2 separate regions of the Mus musculus genome follow, and region 2 is linked to region 1. Evidence: chromatin loops called from intact Hi-C (ENCODE). Cell type or tissue: heart. All regions are shown on one strand. Each heading gives the region's core, and the rest is flanking DNA. Links, peaks and the distances in the headings are about the cores only. Region 1 holds the start of Zfp961 (zinc finger protein 961). Region 2 overlaps Zfp709 (zinc finger protein 709).

The links. A loop is a pair of places that touch in the nucleus more often than their neighbours do. Peaks named below come from ENCODE experiments on the same cell type or tissue, not always from the same donor. Only the 100,000 strongest peaks of a DNase experiment are listed, where the experiment ranks them.
Region 2: a loop joins it to region 1, with 2.0 times the contacts of the local background. A loop is called at or near these places in 4 of 42 quality-filtered maps.

What each region holds. Positions count from the first base shown.
Region 1 is chr8:71,946,637-71,954,973 of GRCm38, reverse strand. It overlaps Zfp961 (zinc finger protein 961), which reads right to left and starts at 3,908. Exons shown (of 4, transcript NM_001164581.1): 1 at 3,814-3,908. The coding sequence starts at 3,879. In heart, for the core only: no CTCF peak of the experiment used is centred there; a DNase peak (open chromatin) is centred at 4,003; H3K4me3 peaks cover 2,449 bases; H3K27ac peaks cover 1,903 bases; H3K27me3 peaks cover 29 bases.
Region 2 is chr8:71,883,176-71,891,512 of GRCm38, reverse strand. Zfp709 (zinc finger protein 709) reads right to left here. Exons shown (of 4, transcript NM_145624.4): 2 at 4,123-4,249; 3 at 3,852-3,912; 4 at 1-2,593. The coding sequence ends at 601. Among named protein-coding and RNA genes, the nearest start is that of Zfp709, 5.3 kb to the right of the region's middle. In heart, for the core only: no CTCF peak of the experiment used is centred there; no DNase peak of the experiment used is centred there.

The sequences.
Region 1 (8,337 bases), core at 261-8,260:
CAAACACATTGGCACAGGGGGAAATTTCCTGAACGGCACACCAAAGGCTCACACCAAAGGCTCGGGCTCTAAGAATAACAATTGACAAATGCAACCTCATGAATCTAAAAAGCGCCGGGTGTCGGTGCACGCCTTTAATCCCAGCACTTGGGAGGCAGAGGCAGGGGGATTTCTGAGTCTGAGGCCAGGCTGGTCTACAGAGTGAGCTCCAGGACAGCCAGGGATACACAGAGAAACCCTGTCTCGAAAAACATCGACAACAACAAAAACAAAAAAACAAAACATAATGAATCTAAACAGCTTCTGTAAGGCAAAGGACACTGTCAATAGGACAAATCAGCAACCTACAGATTGGGAAAAAAAATCTTCAGTAACCCTTCATCTGATAGAGGGCTAATATCTAAAATATATAAAGAACTCAAGAAGTTAGACTACAAAAAAACAAATAACCCAGTTAAAAATTGGGGTATAAAGCTAAACAGAATTCTCAACAGAGGATTCTCAAATGGCCGAGAAGCACTTAAAGAAATGTTCAACATTCTTAGTGATCAGGGAAATGCAAATCAAAGCGATCCTGAGATTCCACCTTACACTGATCAGTATGGCTAAGATCAAAACTCAGATGACAATACATGCTGGAGAGTACATGGAGAAAGAGGTATACTCCTCCATTGCTGGTGGGACCGCAATCTGGTACATTTGGAATGTAAATAAATACAATAATTTAATAAAAAAAATATTTAAAAAAGAACATTTTTTTAAATTGAAGGTTCTGAGAACTTTAACCCAGCCCCAGGCTGAGGTCACATATAGCCCCTATTTTATAGGTACCCTAAGATCAGAGAATGAGGTGATTAGGGCTCACCAGCTTTCAGTCTAGCAGAGAAAGTGTGAGCCCCAGATACTGCCTGTTGCCAAGTGCTTGAGTAGAAGCCCAGTGCTGGGCACCTGGGGATCTAAGGAGGCCTGGAATTTTCTAGGGTTCAGGTACCAGCTTTCTGGTAATTCCAGAGAACTAAAGTTCCCAAGAGGAAGAGGAGCGGGAGGGAAGGAGGGAGAGGGAAGAGGAGAGGGGGAGAGGGGGAGAGGGGGAGAGGGGGAGAGGGGGAGAGGGGGCGAGGGAGGGAAGGAGGGAAGGAGGGAGGGAGGGAGGGAGGGAGGGAGAGAGAGAGGGAGGGAGGGAGGGAGGGAGAGAGAGAGGGAGAGAGGAAGAGAGGGGGAGAGGGAGGGAGGGAGGGAGGGAGAGAGGACAGGAATCTATGTTAAGGATTTTTGAGGCCAAAATGACTGCTTACCTTGAAGATCATTGACTACACCTTTAACACTGGCACCTGGGAGTCAGAGGAAGGAGAATCTCTGAAGTCCCAGGCTAGTCTGCTCTACGAGTTCTGAAAGACCCACAATGTGAGGACTCCCCCACGTTCTGACTCAGGAGAAACAGTCTTGCTGCAAACTGCAAGAGGACTTTTAATTCAAGAGTGCTCTCGGGCCCACGGTCATACACCATACATGGGTAGAGGACCGTGGCGCCCCCCAAGTAGCTGGGTAAGGGGGTATTTAAAGGAAGAAACCACAACTCAAGGAGATGCGGAGGGCGTTGTTGGAAAATACCAAAAATACTAGTTAAGAGTCACAAGGGAGTACAAAGTTACAAGTCACGAGGAATACCTGGTAATTGTGCGAGTTATTTCTCAAGACAGTTTCTAAGAGCCCCTAACAATAGCACATTTGCATAGCCGGTTCCAGCAGGTCAGGGTGGGTCAGGATGACTTTCTTTGAATGAACACTCCTTGAACCCAGGAAGCGGGTGGATGGAGGAATGTCGTTATCTGTTTTATGATTAGCATACCTTGGAGCATTGAGTCACAGAGGTCGCATTCTCAAGCCTGGGCCTAAAGGTCTAGAATTTTGCTTTTGAGTTATACTTTTTCAGTTCTAGGGCCACATAGTGAGACCATCTTAAGGGGCTGGAGAGATGACTCAGTGGTTAAGAGCGCACGTTACTTTTCTAGAGGTCCTCGGTTCAGTTCCCATGTCCCCACATGGGTCCACTCAAAAGATTATGGAGAGTTTAAATTATTGAGGGCTGTTTTTTGGCCCCTTGAAATTATTAAAAAATCCTACAATTCTTAGTCAACCACTAGCTTACATCAAACCCAGAATATCTGAGAATGTTACATACAGCATCAGAAAACTCCAGGACTGAGTTCACACTTGCTTTAAACCTGAGGCCCACTGACACCTTTGATAAACACTTCCTGACTCTTGTTCCTTTTTTTTTTTTTTTTAAAGTATTTTCAAGGTGGGGTTTCTCTGTGTAACCCTAGCTGTTCTGGAACTCACTCTGTAGACTAGGCTGGCCTCACAATCAGTATCTGTCTGCTTCTGCCTCTTTAGTGCTGGGATTAAAGGCCTCCACCACCACTCATGTGTCCACAGCGAGACATAGAGGGTTGTTTGGGGGTTCCAGTCATGGCCACTCAATAAACTATGCCTGTCTTCCTTGTTGAGCTGTGTTTTTTCTGCTAATATGCTCTGTATTATTTATTCTTCGATTGCTCTCAAAGTGTCACTTCTGTTGTGGGACTGGGTCCTTGTTTCTGTCCACAAGCAAGACAGCTGTTACAGGGTCCAGACACAAGTTATGAAGTAGTACTGGTCAGTTGGGGGTTACAGTGGGCCTCTTACCCCCACCTCTTCTGTTTGTGGTGTACCAGGAAAAGGAGAAACCTACAGTAACTGAAGGTAAATTTTTCCAAGAAGATGTGATTTTTTTTTGTTGTTGTTGGGGGACAAAAGCTCATATATATGTTGCTTTTCTCGAATCCTAGAAACACATGGTCCCACCAGGTTTGTGCCCTTCCCCCAGCCTTGAGCAGGCTAAAGCAGACCTTGTTTGCCACTGCTGGCTAGCCCAACTGGGGTAGGGTCTTCTGACCTAGGTGAAGCTGCAGCTGCAGCTTCCTGCAAGAAGCCACTACCAGCTGAGCCTGTTTTCCTGATGAGATCCTGGCAAAGTGGGGGATGGGTTTCCTCCCTTTAAAAACCAGACTCAAGAATTAAACACTGGGCCTTGCTCAGAAACTCTGTCTTTGTTTCATTCCTCTCTCGTCTGTCCTTCGCATCCAGCCCCAGCTTTCTTTTCAGGAACCCAGTTCTCCGCGGCTGCTGGTGGCTATACAGGGTTGGGAATATTCACATAGGAAATGCAATTTTATAAAAAGTAGTAAAGGAAAAAGAAAGAAGGGGCTAGTGGGATGGTTCAGCTGAAAAGGCGCTTGCTGCCAAGCCTTAGACTGGCGTTCTCCAGGTTCCACAAGGTGGAAGGAGAGACCAGACTCAGATTACTGCCCCATGGGCACCTCGATAAATAAGTGTAAATTTAAAACATCAAAAAGAACACAAGCCGGGCGTGGTGGCGCACGCCTTTAATCCCAGCACTTGGGAGGCAGAGGCAGGCGGATTTCTGAGTTCGAGGCCAGCCTGGTCTACAAAGTGAGTTCCAGGACAGCCAGGGCTACACAGAGAAACCCTGTCTCGAAAAAACAAAACAAACAAACAAAAAAAAAAAACACCCCACAAAACCAGCCCAAAGAGCAAATTAACTCCGTGGGGACCCTACATAGTCCTTTCCATTTTACCCCTGAACACAAGCATACATGATCCCCTTTTACATTGCGGTTCGGCTGCGGGCTCTGGAAAAGGGCACCAGAGTCGGTTTGCAAACTCTCGGCAAGTCCCGAGCTTCCGACTGCGCAGAGCCCGCCACTCCTCTGCCCTCCGCTCCCACCCGCGTCTCTGAGATGCACTCACCATGGTGCACTCTCGTCTTGCCTGAGCTGCGCTGTGGCGGGTGTCACTGCCGCGTACCTTGCGCATTGCTAAGCCGCCAAGGACAGCGCCGAAAATGGCGGCGCCCGGCCTCCGAGAGGCTTCCCGCTGCTGATTGGACGGCTCTGCTATGAGCGATTCCGATTGGCTTTAGAGTCCCTGATAGACAGGACCAGCGACCTATCGCCTTCAACATAGTCCGGAAACTGATGTTCAGGTCTGGGGTTCGCAGAGGCACCCCACAGCAGGCTCAGGTCTGACTGGGCTTGTGCGCCTGGCTGAAGGTGAACGAGTGAGTTAGAGTTGCGGGCTAATCCTAGACTGTTTAGTGAGAGGTTAACCTGGGCTGCAGGAGACCTTGTTTCCAAAAAGGACACAAGAAAAGCCAGATTTATTCGCGGAAAATTGGGTGTGATGACACACACAACCTGCCATCCCAGCACTGGGGAGATGGAGGGAAGAGGATTTGGAGTTCAAGGCCGGCTACTATAAAAGTTGTTGTGGGGCTAGCCAATGTAAAGCTTTCTTAATCTAAGGCCAGATGAAAGGACAAGGCCAGGGTCAGACTTGACAAGGTCCGGGTTGTGTCCAGAGAAGCGAGTAAGTCCCTCACCCCCAACCCCTTCTGTAACCCCACCCCACCCCCACAACCCAGGGCTGTGGATATCATTTCTAAGGCCACTATGTGCTTGGTCTGTGATGTATTTCAGATATCCTGTGTTCCTTTTGTGTAGCATTACTGATAAGGTTCCCTGTTCAATTGGGACTGGTAGAGGTGACTTGGAAATAATTAGAAAGTAGATAGGCAACTACAGAAGCAGAATTGCTCTTTAATCAGAATGTTGTGGGATATTAGCCAGAGAAGATTGCTTGGACATGGTTTAAGCCAATAGAATGTCTTTATTAACTGGTTGGCAACTACACTGGATGTTAAGGATCCTATTGTAGTACTGAGGGCCTTTCTCAGGGTGAGCTCTTAAACACAAAAACCATATTCCAGGTCAACATGCTTCAGTTAGCAAGATCAGTGAGCCAGAAGCAAAACTATAGAAGCCAAAAAACCAAGGTTTGTACATTTAGAGACTTTCCCAGAACTATAGGCTTTGATTGGCAGGTGGTGCTGTCTATGTGCTGAGTTTTACAGACCAAATGTCAACTCCATCATGGAGTCAGTGGTCTCCATGCTCCTAAGGTCTGGGGCTTGTTCTAAGAACATCTGAAGGGCAGCAGTCTCCCTGAGGAGTAGAGACTGCAGAGATACCACCAGGCACAGTCTTTAAAGCTATGCTTGGCCCTTTCCCCCAACCCTGTCCTGCAGATGAGACCTCCTTCCTGAGCTTCACCCCTGGCTTTAGTTTCAGGTACTGAGTCTCCTCAGGCGATCAAGTGTGATAATGACCTACTTATCGGTTGGTCTTCTCTTGGTCCTCTCTGAGTCTTGGGGGTGCCCTTGACAGATGTAACTGTGATCTCTCGCTCATCTATGGGAATGGTGTCATTCATACCCTCTCATTTCCCCTTGGGATACCTTTTAGAAAAATCTCTACTGAGGCTGTCTTTGCTAATTTGTAGGTTCTTCTTTCTTCCACTCCTTTATATACACTTTTTTCACCCTATCAACCCCCTAACACTAGGTAGAGAGAGAAAAGGATATCAGGGAAAGGGGGCAACATCACTAGGCTACTTCCTGCTAATTATGGGCATTGAGTTCCTTGGGGACAAGTTTGCCCTCAGGATAGCTAATTTCTTCCTCATCTTGTTTCTTCTTTGTGCATGACTACTTAACAAACCATTGCTAAAACTCCTGAAAAGACTCTTTTCCAAGAAAGGGCAAATGAAAGTAGTGTTCCCAGGAAGGAGACAGTCACTATTATGACTTCACAGGGTCTAGTTTATGTTATAGGAAACAGGTTGTGGGTGCCTCTGAAATCCCAGGGGAAAGATTATAAAATTCCACAACCCACTGATGACCCTCTTCCGTATACTGGAGCTTACAGGAATGGAGACAAGAGAGAAGTAAACTTGTCTCTTGGTTTAGTCTGCCTTTCTTGGAGAGGTTAGGAAGGTCTCGCCCTCCTTGGTGCTTGTTAAGTGAAGAACAGCAGGAACAATTGTTTAAGAGGCATAGTTACTGGTTAGAGATACTCCAATCTAGGGATGAAGGATGGCATTCAGAAGAGAGTGCAAAAGAATGGATTTTGGGTTGGTATAAAAAAGATGGTCAGGCCTTTGAGCAGAGGCATAGACTGAAAAGACGCTGTGCCAGCTGAAACCAGGAAACAGAAAGTAAAAGCCGCAGGCCAGGGATGACTATCGCAGTGTCTGTCTTTAAGTGCTTGAGGTTCACATGAATTATTAAAGCTTTTTCTTAGAATTCTGTCTGACCTTTATGTAACCACCTGATCTAATATTCGGTAATCATTGCTAATTTTTGGTCGATATAATCTGCTGCTTTGATTCAGTAAAGACACATCCAGCTCCAGCCTTGTGTGGTGTCTGTCACTCACTAAATCTCTGCCTACTGATCCTTCTCCCTGTTCCTATCGGACTGTGGCTCACATCCGAGTCTGGTTTATCGAAAGAAGTCAACCGGGGCAAACATGGAAACGTGTCTCAATTCCTGTCTTGCAAAGGGATTTTTACAGTATACCAATCTAGATCCTGAGACCCCAGATGTAAAACAACTTAAGACCTACTTCTCCCAGAGTTTCTCTGATTTAGGGCTAAGATATCCCATACTTGGGGATCCACCTGGGAGGCCAGCAGGGGAAAAGGTCAGATCTAACTTAAACTTAAACAAACTTAAACATCTAGAAATGGCACTCCTGACCCTACAGGCAGAAGTCTTAGCCCTGAGAGAGATGAAAGAGCCTGAAAACAAAAAACAAAAAGCTGGAGGGCTAAGGCTTTCCAATTGGCCACAGCATTGCTGGGACTCCCTTGTTTCAAATGTGGTTAAAAAGGTCACTGGGCTCCAGGCCTGCCTGAACCCTTGCAAACCATCCTGACCATGTCCAAGTTGCCATCAAAAGAGACGTTGGGCTATCGACTGTCCCTGTGTCTCTCTCAGTGTGGGGATATCATACCTAAATCACTCTTCAGCTGACTTTCTCGGTCTGGCTATGGATGAATAAGGGAGCCTGGCCCACTGGAATCTCTGACAGGGAGCCTTGGGTAGTTATTATAGTATCAGACTGACCCATCTCCTTCCTTCTGGACACTTACTTGGTCCTGGTAGAATTTTGGGGATCCACTTCTTCCTGTTCCCCTATTGTTGGGGTAGAGTAACATCTTTACCAAGCCTACCACTCAGTTGTATCTTTAGTGGTAGTCCCCTACCCTCTCCTTCCTACTGGTACTCACCTGTCCTATCCCTTGCTGAGAAGGGACCTCCTAAGTCAAGTGGGGGCTTCTATCTCTTTTGCTTTCCCATCTGCTTGGCCTCAGACTTGCCAGTTGTTACTCTCTTCTTTCTCCTCTAAATCATGTGATCTGACATACCTTTTCCCCTGCTGGCCTCCCAGGTGGATCACCAAGTATGGGATATCCATAACCTCTCTATAGCCAGACATCAGTCTTCTCTCACCATCCAATTATAAAACTTTTCCAATTACATCACCCAGGCCCATTGCTTGTCTCAGGGGACTTAAACCTCTTATTTTCCTAAGAAAGAAACCTTTTTGTGTCTCACATCTTCCCCCTTTAATACTCCCATACTCATGGTTAAAAAACTCAAAGGAACCTATCACTTGGATCAGGATCTCTGACTCATTAACTCTGTGGTAGTTTCTCTTTATCTTGCAGTACCCAACCTATCCTCTCCTCTCCACCATCTCTCAGGCACCTCTCATTCTCTGTCCTAGACTTAAGGATGCCTTCTTTTCTACTCCTCTTGATCCCCAGTCACAAAATATCTTCGCCTTTACTTGGACTGACCTGGTCATTCACCTTTCTACCCGACTCACTTGGACTGTCCTACCCTAGGGGTTCCAGGACAGCATGCATCTACTTGGCTAGGCTTTGGTCTTTGTCTTGGCTGGCAATTTATGGAGGTTGTGCACATTGGTCCTGCAAATATCATAAGACAGATCTGTACCATCTTAATCCCCCTTCCTCATGTTTACATACAGGACAGATTTTTATACTTCTACATTTAAGACCCATGGGACACCAGATGGGAGGAGGGTGTCACTGGCAAACTGTATTATGACCTGCTCATCTGGTGCACAGCAGGCACAATCAAAATACAAAGATGATGTTCCCTACTCTCCCAGCATCTTGGTATAGAAAAAATAGAAGGTGTGATCCAATACTCATCAAAGTCTCTTACCTCCCTAAGTGGTCACACCTTCCTGTCCTCATATTTACTCCATCTCTTGTTTTAGACCTTAACCTTCACATATCAGCTACTAAATATTACTGCCTGGCACTTTGGAGAATGCTGGCTCTGCATCCCTCCCAGATCAAGCTCATAGTCACCACTTGTGGCTTCACCCATCACATTAT
Region 2 (8,337 bases), core at 102-8,101, 63 kb after region 1:
AAGTTCCCACATGATGTCAATAGAGAAAGCCTAAAAATAAAATTTCATTTTTCAACAGCTCATTAACATTACTCTAAAACATATTAGGAATACATCTCATTTGAATCCAATACAGAAAGAAGAAATGTACATGACTTGTAAAGACACAACCCATTAAATTCATGCCTTACTGCTTAAAGACACTTAGAGATTAGGTCATCTGAAAATTTACTTACAAGAGTCAAAATTATAAGTAAACATTCTAGTGATTTATCTTCTGAATTATTGACCAGTTAGTGTTTAGTTACAGGGATCTTAAAACGAATTAATGAATTTCATTACTTAAGGAATTTTCATAAATCTTTGTAAACTGTTTTGATAATTTTGTTATACAACTTGATATTGGGTACTTTCTCAGAGGTTAGCCAACTGAAGACTTCTCTATACATCCATTTAAGGTATGTGTCTCTATTGACATCATGTTGGAGCTTCTCACTATGCTATGAACTACCACATAGGTGAATGCCATCAAGATGACTAGAGGCATTCCTACAGACAACATGGCCCCGGGTCTCTGCCCGATGCATTGTCATGCTAAGAATGCCTTTCCATGTTCTATACTTAGGGACTTCTACTGTGAGTCTTATCATGTATTTTAAGGGAACTGGACCGGGTAAAAGCTTTCCCACATTGCTTGCAAATGAAAGGTTTCTCACCAGTGTGGATCTGTTCATGTCTTTGACAATCACTTAAAGTATAAAAGGATTTCCCACAGTGTTTACATACGAAAGGTTTCTCTCCACTGTGAATCCTTTCATGACGTCGAAGGGAACTGTGACCAGTGAAGGCTTTCCCACATTGCTTACACTTATATGGTTTTTCTCCAGTGTGAATCCGTTCATGTATTCTAAACTTACTAAAAGAAATGAAACCCTTCCCACACTGTCCACATACATAGGGTTTTTCACCACTGTGAATCCTTTCATGATTTCGAAGGGCACTGGGATTAGTAAAGGCTTTCCCACAATTCTTACATACATAGGGTTTTTCACCAGTGTGAATTTGTTCATGTCTTTGACAACCACTCAAAGAAGAGAAATCTTTCCCACAATGCTTACATACATAGGGTTTTTCTCCACTGTGAATTCTTTCATGGCGTTGAAGTGAACTATGTCCAGTGAAGGCTTTACCACATAGTTTACATACACAGAGTTTCTCTCCAGAATGAGTCCATTCATGTTTTCGAAAGTTACTGGAAGAAATAAAACCTTTCCCACATTGCTTACATATATAGGGTTTCTCCCCACAGTGAATCCTTTCATGGCATCGAAGGGAGGTATGACGAGTGAAGGCTTTTCCACATTGCTTACATACATAGGGCTTCTCCCCACTGTGAATCCTTTCATGGCATCGGAGGGAACTGTCAACACTAAAGACTTTTCCACACTTCTTACATTTATAGGGTTTCTCTCCAGTGTGAGTCCTTTCATGTATTCGAAGGGTACTGGAAGAATTGAAACCTTTCCCGCATTGCAAACATACATGGGGCTTCTCACCACTGTGAATCCTCTCATGATATCGAAGAGAACTGAGAGTAGTAAAGGCTTTAGCACATAGCTTACATACATAGGGCTTTTCTCCGGTGTGACAACGTTTATGTGTTTGAATGGAATTATAGTAACTGAAGGCTTTCCCACATTGCTTACATACATAGGGTTTTTCACCAGTGTGACATCGTTTATGTGTCTGAAATGAATAGTAGTAAGTGAAAGCTTTCCCACACTGTGTACACACGTAAGGTTTTTCTCCAGTATGAGTTCTTTCATGGTCTTGAAAGTTTGTCAAATAACTGAAAGCCTTACCACAGGCATTACATCTGTACGGTTTCTCTCCAGTATGAGTACGTTCATGTCTTCGAATGTTACTCAGAAAAGAAAAGGATTTACCACATTGTGTACATAAATAGGGTTTCTCTCCAGTATGAGTTCTTTCATGTTCTTGAAAGTTAGTTGAACAAGTGAAGGCTTTATCACATATATTACACCTGTATGGTTTCTCTCCAGAGTGAATCCGTTCATGTCTTTTAATGTTACTCAAAAAAGAAAAGGTTTTTCCACATTGTTTACACGCATAGGGTTTCTTTCCAGTGTGGACCTTTTCAACATACTGAAGAAAATCAGGGTAATTAAAGGCATAATGCTGCTTATCTATACATATTTCTTCTCTAGTTTCATCATTCACACGTATTTGAATGTAATCATTACTTTTGAAGATTTCCTCACATTGGTTCAACTCATAGGATCTCTGTCTAGTGCCACTGTCTTTATGCTTCAGAAAGCATTCTGGATAAATGAAGGCTTTCTCACATTCTCCAAATTTATAGAGGTTCTCTCCATGTAGCTCATATTCATGAGGTTTGTGTGGAGTCTGAAGAGGCACAGATACAGTAAGAGATGACTGACTAATGAGCACGTTGTCCTTGTACACATGGTTTTCACTAAGCATTGTTCTATGAGAACTTTTCCTGTTCACAATGGTGTTTGGAATCTGTCTGAAGATTTCTTTACTTTCAGTACCTTTGCTATGCTCCAACAGTCTTTCCACAACTTCATTTCTGTTTAAAATTTTAAAAAAAGGGAAAGCACAACTTTATAACAATAAAGTTATAAATTCCTTACAAACAGAATTTCTGAGAATTTTTTAATATGATTGAAGGTTCTACAGGATATGAAGACAGGTAATATTAAGGCACTATATTCATATAGGATTTCTTTTTGTGTTAGCATTTGTTTATTTACTATTTGTTTGTGTACATGCTATGGTGGGCATATGGAAGTAGGAGGACAGTTGTGTTTTTTTGTTTGTTTGTTTTTCAAGACAGGGGTTTTCTGTGTCCTGAAACTCACTCTGTAGACCAGGCTGGCCTCGAACTCAGATATGCACCTGCCTCTCCTCCCAAGTGCTGGGATTAAAAGCATGTGCCACCACTGCCCAGCAGGAGGACAGCTTTTAAGAGTTGGTTCTCTTCTACTATATGGGTCCCAAGGATTGAACTCAGGTCAAACTTGGCAGTGAATGCCTTTACCTGATGAATCATTTTGCTAGCCTAATCATATGAGACTTCTTAATACCTCTAACAGGTTAACTATTTTGGGAACAATGAATATCTAAGTCTTATCTGTTTTTGAGGTCAATTGCTTGCTATGATGCATGGGCTACCTTCAAATTCAACTCCTAATAGCTGGGTTCATATTTGCCGCTATATCCAAGTACTTGAGTATTCCTCATGCAAAATACTGAAGCAAAAACTATTTTAATAAAAACTTGTTTTGTATACATAAAATATCTTGAAGACTGTTCTCAGGGTAAACATAAAATTGCTTTATATTGGGCTGGTGAGATGGTTCTTCAGGTAAGAGTACTGACTGCTCTTCCTTAAAGGTCCTGAGTTCAAATCCCAGCAACCACATGGTGGCTTGCAACCACCCGTAATAAGATCTGATGTCCTCTTCTGGTGCATCTGAATACAGCTACAGTGTACTTATGTATAATAATAAATAAATCTTAAAAAAATTGCTTTATATTTTCTCTGTATTCCATACTCAAAGCTTGAAGGAAGGTACACACATTATTTTTTATTAACGTTGTGCTTGGATACAAGTTGTGTACATAAAACCATAAATATTTTCAATTTTATATGCACTTTTTGGGAGAAATGCTTTAAATTACATCACCTTGAAGTTGAGCTTATTGGGATGTTGTCTTGATTTTAAAAACTACTGGCTAAAACCAAACCAAATCAAAACAAACAAAAAACCCTATTGGCCATTTCCATATTGTTGAGCTACATTATCCTGAGTTGGTAAAGTTACCTTTGATTTCTTCTAGAATATCTATGGTCCTCATCTATGTTCTGGCCTTCTTGTGTTTTTCCTAGAATATAGACCCAGAGAAATCTGATTTAGTCATACTAGGAAAAAAAAAACAAACAAACAGATTCTACATAGACTCATGGCATAACATGACCATGCCTGATAAAGCCACCAACTTTACCTTCCCATATTACAAATCATGAAGCAACATTTTTGAGCAAGACAGACTTACAATCTGATTGACCAAGAAAAGGCATGATCTCAGTCATACCTATAGCAGCCAGGTTCCTGAAGGTCTCCTCCATTACATCTTTGTGCAGCTTCTTTTGGGAAGGATCTAGTAAAGCCCATTCCTCCACAGTGAAGGTTACAGCCACATCTTGAAAGCTCACAGAGCCCTACAATAGCCAAGATATTTCCAGAAGAAAAGATGAGATACACAACACTGAAAATCTTGAGTGTTCTCTAAATGTTCAAATTATATCCCAGTCACCACGCTCCTTTTTTACGTTCATAACTGTACTCGCTAACATAAAATCCCCACATTATCTTTGAAGCAACACAACAACAACAACACATACCAACTATCCTGCTGGAACTTACAATTTCTACTAATGTACAAGTCTTCACCATTTTCCCCACAAAATACTACTACCAGCGCAGACAAGTGTTAATACCAGCTGCATTAAACTTGCATATTTTTACAACAGATTATGAGGGTGAGTGTCCTCATCCAATACTAGTTCACAAGGCCATAATGTTCTGCCTCACCACAGATCCAAAGCAATGGAGCCAAGAGACAACAGAACGAATTATCTGAAACATGATATAAAATAAACCTTTCAACTTTGTATAAATTACTTTTCTCATTACTGTGACAAATAGCAATTCATGAAAAGTAAGATTTACTTTGGATTATATCTTGAAAGGGTAGAGCCTATCACCTGGGGAAGGTCATGGCAGAATTCATGGGAATAGGATTATGCAGCATCCAAATCAGTGAAGATCAGAAAGCAGAGCAGGGAATGCTGGTTTCCACTTGAATTCTTCCTTTTTCCTTTTTTATTCAGCCTGGGATCCCAGATTATGTTTATATGTAATGGTTAGTGTTGAATAACCTGGTGGATAGTCATCTTGGCACACCTGTAGGGATTTATCTTGATGGTGTTAACTGATGTGAGATGATTCATTTTAATTGTTGGTGAGACCATCCCCTGGTTAGTGGATGCTAGACTGTACGAAATGGAGAAAATGAGCAGGATCTAGCATGTATTCACTACATTTTTCTTCTGACTTCAGATGTAATATGACCTGCTGCTTCATGTTCCTGCTCCCTTGACTTCTCCATCAGGAAGAATTGTATCTTGAATTGTGAGTTAAACCCTTCTGTTCTTATATTATGTCATCAGGGTACTTCATGATAACAACCTGAAAAGAAACTGAGACTAGTACCACACAGATTTAGAGTGGGTATTCCTTTGTTACCTTTCTGCAAACACTCGCAGAGACACTCCTCTGTGGTATGTGTCCTAGATGATTTCAAATTATGTCAAGCTAACTAGGAGACTTAACTATCACAAAAACCTTCAGTTGCTTTTCTCAGGTATATTGTAATATGAATGCAAAGCTAATTAACATACTCCACTAGTTAAAAATAACATTAACAGATTGGTTAAGTATAGATCATGGTTGGTGCCTGGTTAATTATAATCAAAGAGACTTCCTCTGGTGCCACACTTACTCCAGGAGAGTCTGCGTGACAAGTCCAAAAGCTTGGATGCAGTCCTGAGGCACAAAGTTTCAAGGAAACTGGTCTTGTGGAGAGTCTCTGGTATCCCGTAGCACAGAATTGGTCCAGATTTGTCCTTGCGATAATGTGGAGGGTCTTGCATGCTTTCTTTCAGTATTGTTTTATTATAGGTGCCCCCATGGAATGATCTGACAAATAACTAGGTTAGATTGAACATTGCTTCCTGGCCTTCACCAGTGTCCCAATGTCCTAGGCAATCATTGAGCCAACCCTGGGCTTGGAATTTCTTAAGAATGTTACTTATTCAGGTGAAATCCCTCCAGAGAGATAGTGAAAGAAATCAGGCATTGCAGTTTAATGGGTAAGAGCTAGAAATCTCAGGGCTAGTTCAACAAAGTAAACTTAGAATTCTCATTACAGTCATGTATGGCAGACTACATTACATAATACTAGAAAGAAGGTGGGTTGTGGCTTAAGGAGGAACTAGAGTATTGTATTAGTCAAGAAAAGGTTAGTAGAACAGAACTCCCCTGGTGCATGTTTTTTACTAGGCCCAGAGGAACAGCATAATTAGGTATTTACTAAGGGACCCCTGGTGGTGGGTTAAACAATAGATTAGAACTGCACCTGGGTGTATAGCCCTTTCACCTGGCTCCTAAGAATAGCTGACTTTAGATAAGGTTGATCTTATCTCAGTTGTAAACAATGCCTGATTCCTGTTAGCTTTTATGTATGCATTTCTCTGTAAAGAGTCATTATGCATCTTGACTTATACTGTAACCTTGGCTAATGTATCACCTAACGTCCTTGTTTTTCTTTTGTATTATAAGTCTGATGCTCACTTTGAGAAATTACATTCAGATCTAACATTCTCTGGTGTTTGTGTCTGTCACTCACCAACTCCTTGCCCAACTGAGTACCGGGACCCTGATTTCTCCCCCGGGTTGAGGGACTCTGACAGAGCCAGCCCGAGGTATGTTGGCAGCTGATAGGAATAGATACAGAATCTTGAAGCCAAACATCAGGCAGAGAGCCCAAATTGGAGAACTTCATTTTCGAGTTAAGGGAACCCCAAGGAAGAGGGGAAGAATTATAGGAGCCAGAGGGGTTGGAGATACCAAAAGAACACAGCCCATAGAATCAACTAAGTAGGGCTTATAGGGGCTCACTGAGATTGAAGCAGCAATCACAGAGCCTGCATGGGTTTGCACTAACTCCTCTGCATATATGTTATAGCTGTTAGCTTGGTGGTTTGTGAGACCCTGAAGAGTGGGAGCAGGTGTGCCTGACTGTTGCTAGATCTTGGGACCCATTTCCTCCTACTGGGTTGCCTCATTCAGCCTTGACATGATGAGAGTTTGTGCATAGTCTTACTGTATCTTGTTTTGCATGCTGTGTTTGGTTGATGTCCCTGGGAAGCCAGCTATTTTCTGGAAGAGGAATGGATGTGGGGGAGAAGGAAGGTGGGAAGGGAACAGGGAAGAGTAGAGGAATATATAAGGAAAGAAAAAAAGTTCATGGAAGGGTCTAGGAGATGGCTCAGCACATAAAGCATCCACTGTGTAAGCCTGAGTTTGAACTGTCAGAATTCAAGCAGAGCCAGAGATGGTAAGGCATATTTATAATTTTAACTGTGGAATCCAAAAAAAAAAAAAAAATTAAAGTTTAAATGCTTTCTTACTTGAAACAGGTAGAATCAAAGGCATAATTACAATAAAATCAAAACACATAACCAACGTTCAGCAGAGCAAAACAAATCTTGTGGTTCAGTGTCCAAGGTCTAGGAACTCCTATGACAAGGTGGCATTTAAAGCCAGGAGAATCCCTGGAAGCTGATGGGTCAGTTAGCCTGGAATATGCAGTAGTGAACAACAAAGACTGTCCTTTGACTTCTGTCTTAGTCAGGGTTTGTATTCCTGCACAAAACACCATGACCAAGAAGCAAGTTGGGGAGGAAAGGGTTTATTCAGCTTAAACTTCCGCATTGCTGCTAATCACCAAAGGAAGTCAGGATAGGAACTCACACAGGGCAGGAACTGATGCAGAGGCCACGGAGGGGTGCTGCTTACTGGATTGCTTCCCCTGGCTTGCTTAGCTTGCTTTCTTATAGCATCCAGGACAACCAGATCAGGGATGGCACCACCCGAAATGGGTTGGGCCCTCCCTCCTTGATCACTAATTGAGAAAATGCCTTACAGCTGGATCTCATGGAGGCATTTCCTCAAGGGAGGCTCCTTTCTCTGTGATAACTCCACTATGTTTCAAGTTGACACACCTACAGTTCTAGGGAATGCTCTTTTCTGACCTTCACAGGCATCAGACATGCATGGTATGTATACTTATATGCAGACTATACACTCATATGTGTGTGTATGTGTATCTTAAAAAAGCATACTAGTGGAATTAAAGACACAGATTAACACTAATCCAGTATTAGGTCATTTTAATACCTGTGTCCAATAGACAGGTTATCTGGATAAGAACTAGAGAAACATCAATATTCCACCAAAATATGAAAGAATATACATTCTACTGAGCAGTTCATGGAGGCTTCTCAAAAACAGATCATATCTTGGGACATAAAACAAAGCTTAACAAATTCTGAAAGGCTGAAATAACTTATGGGTCTTACCTGTCCACTGTGCAATGGAACTTAAAAATAACTGCAAACAAGTCTCTAGTAAGCATGCAAACTCACAGAAATTAAACAACTTAGTACTGAATGATGAATGGGCT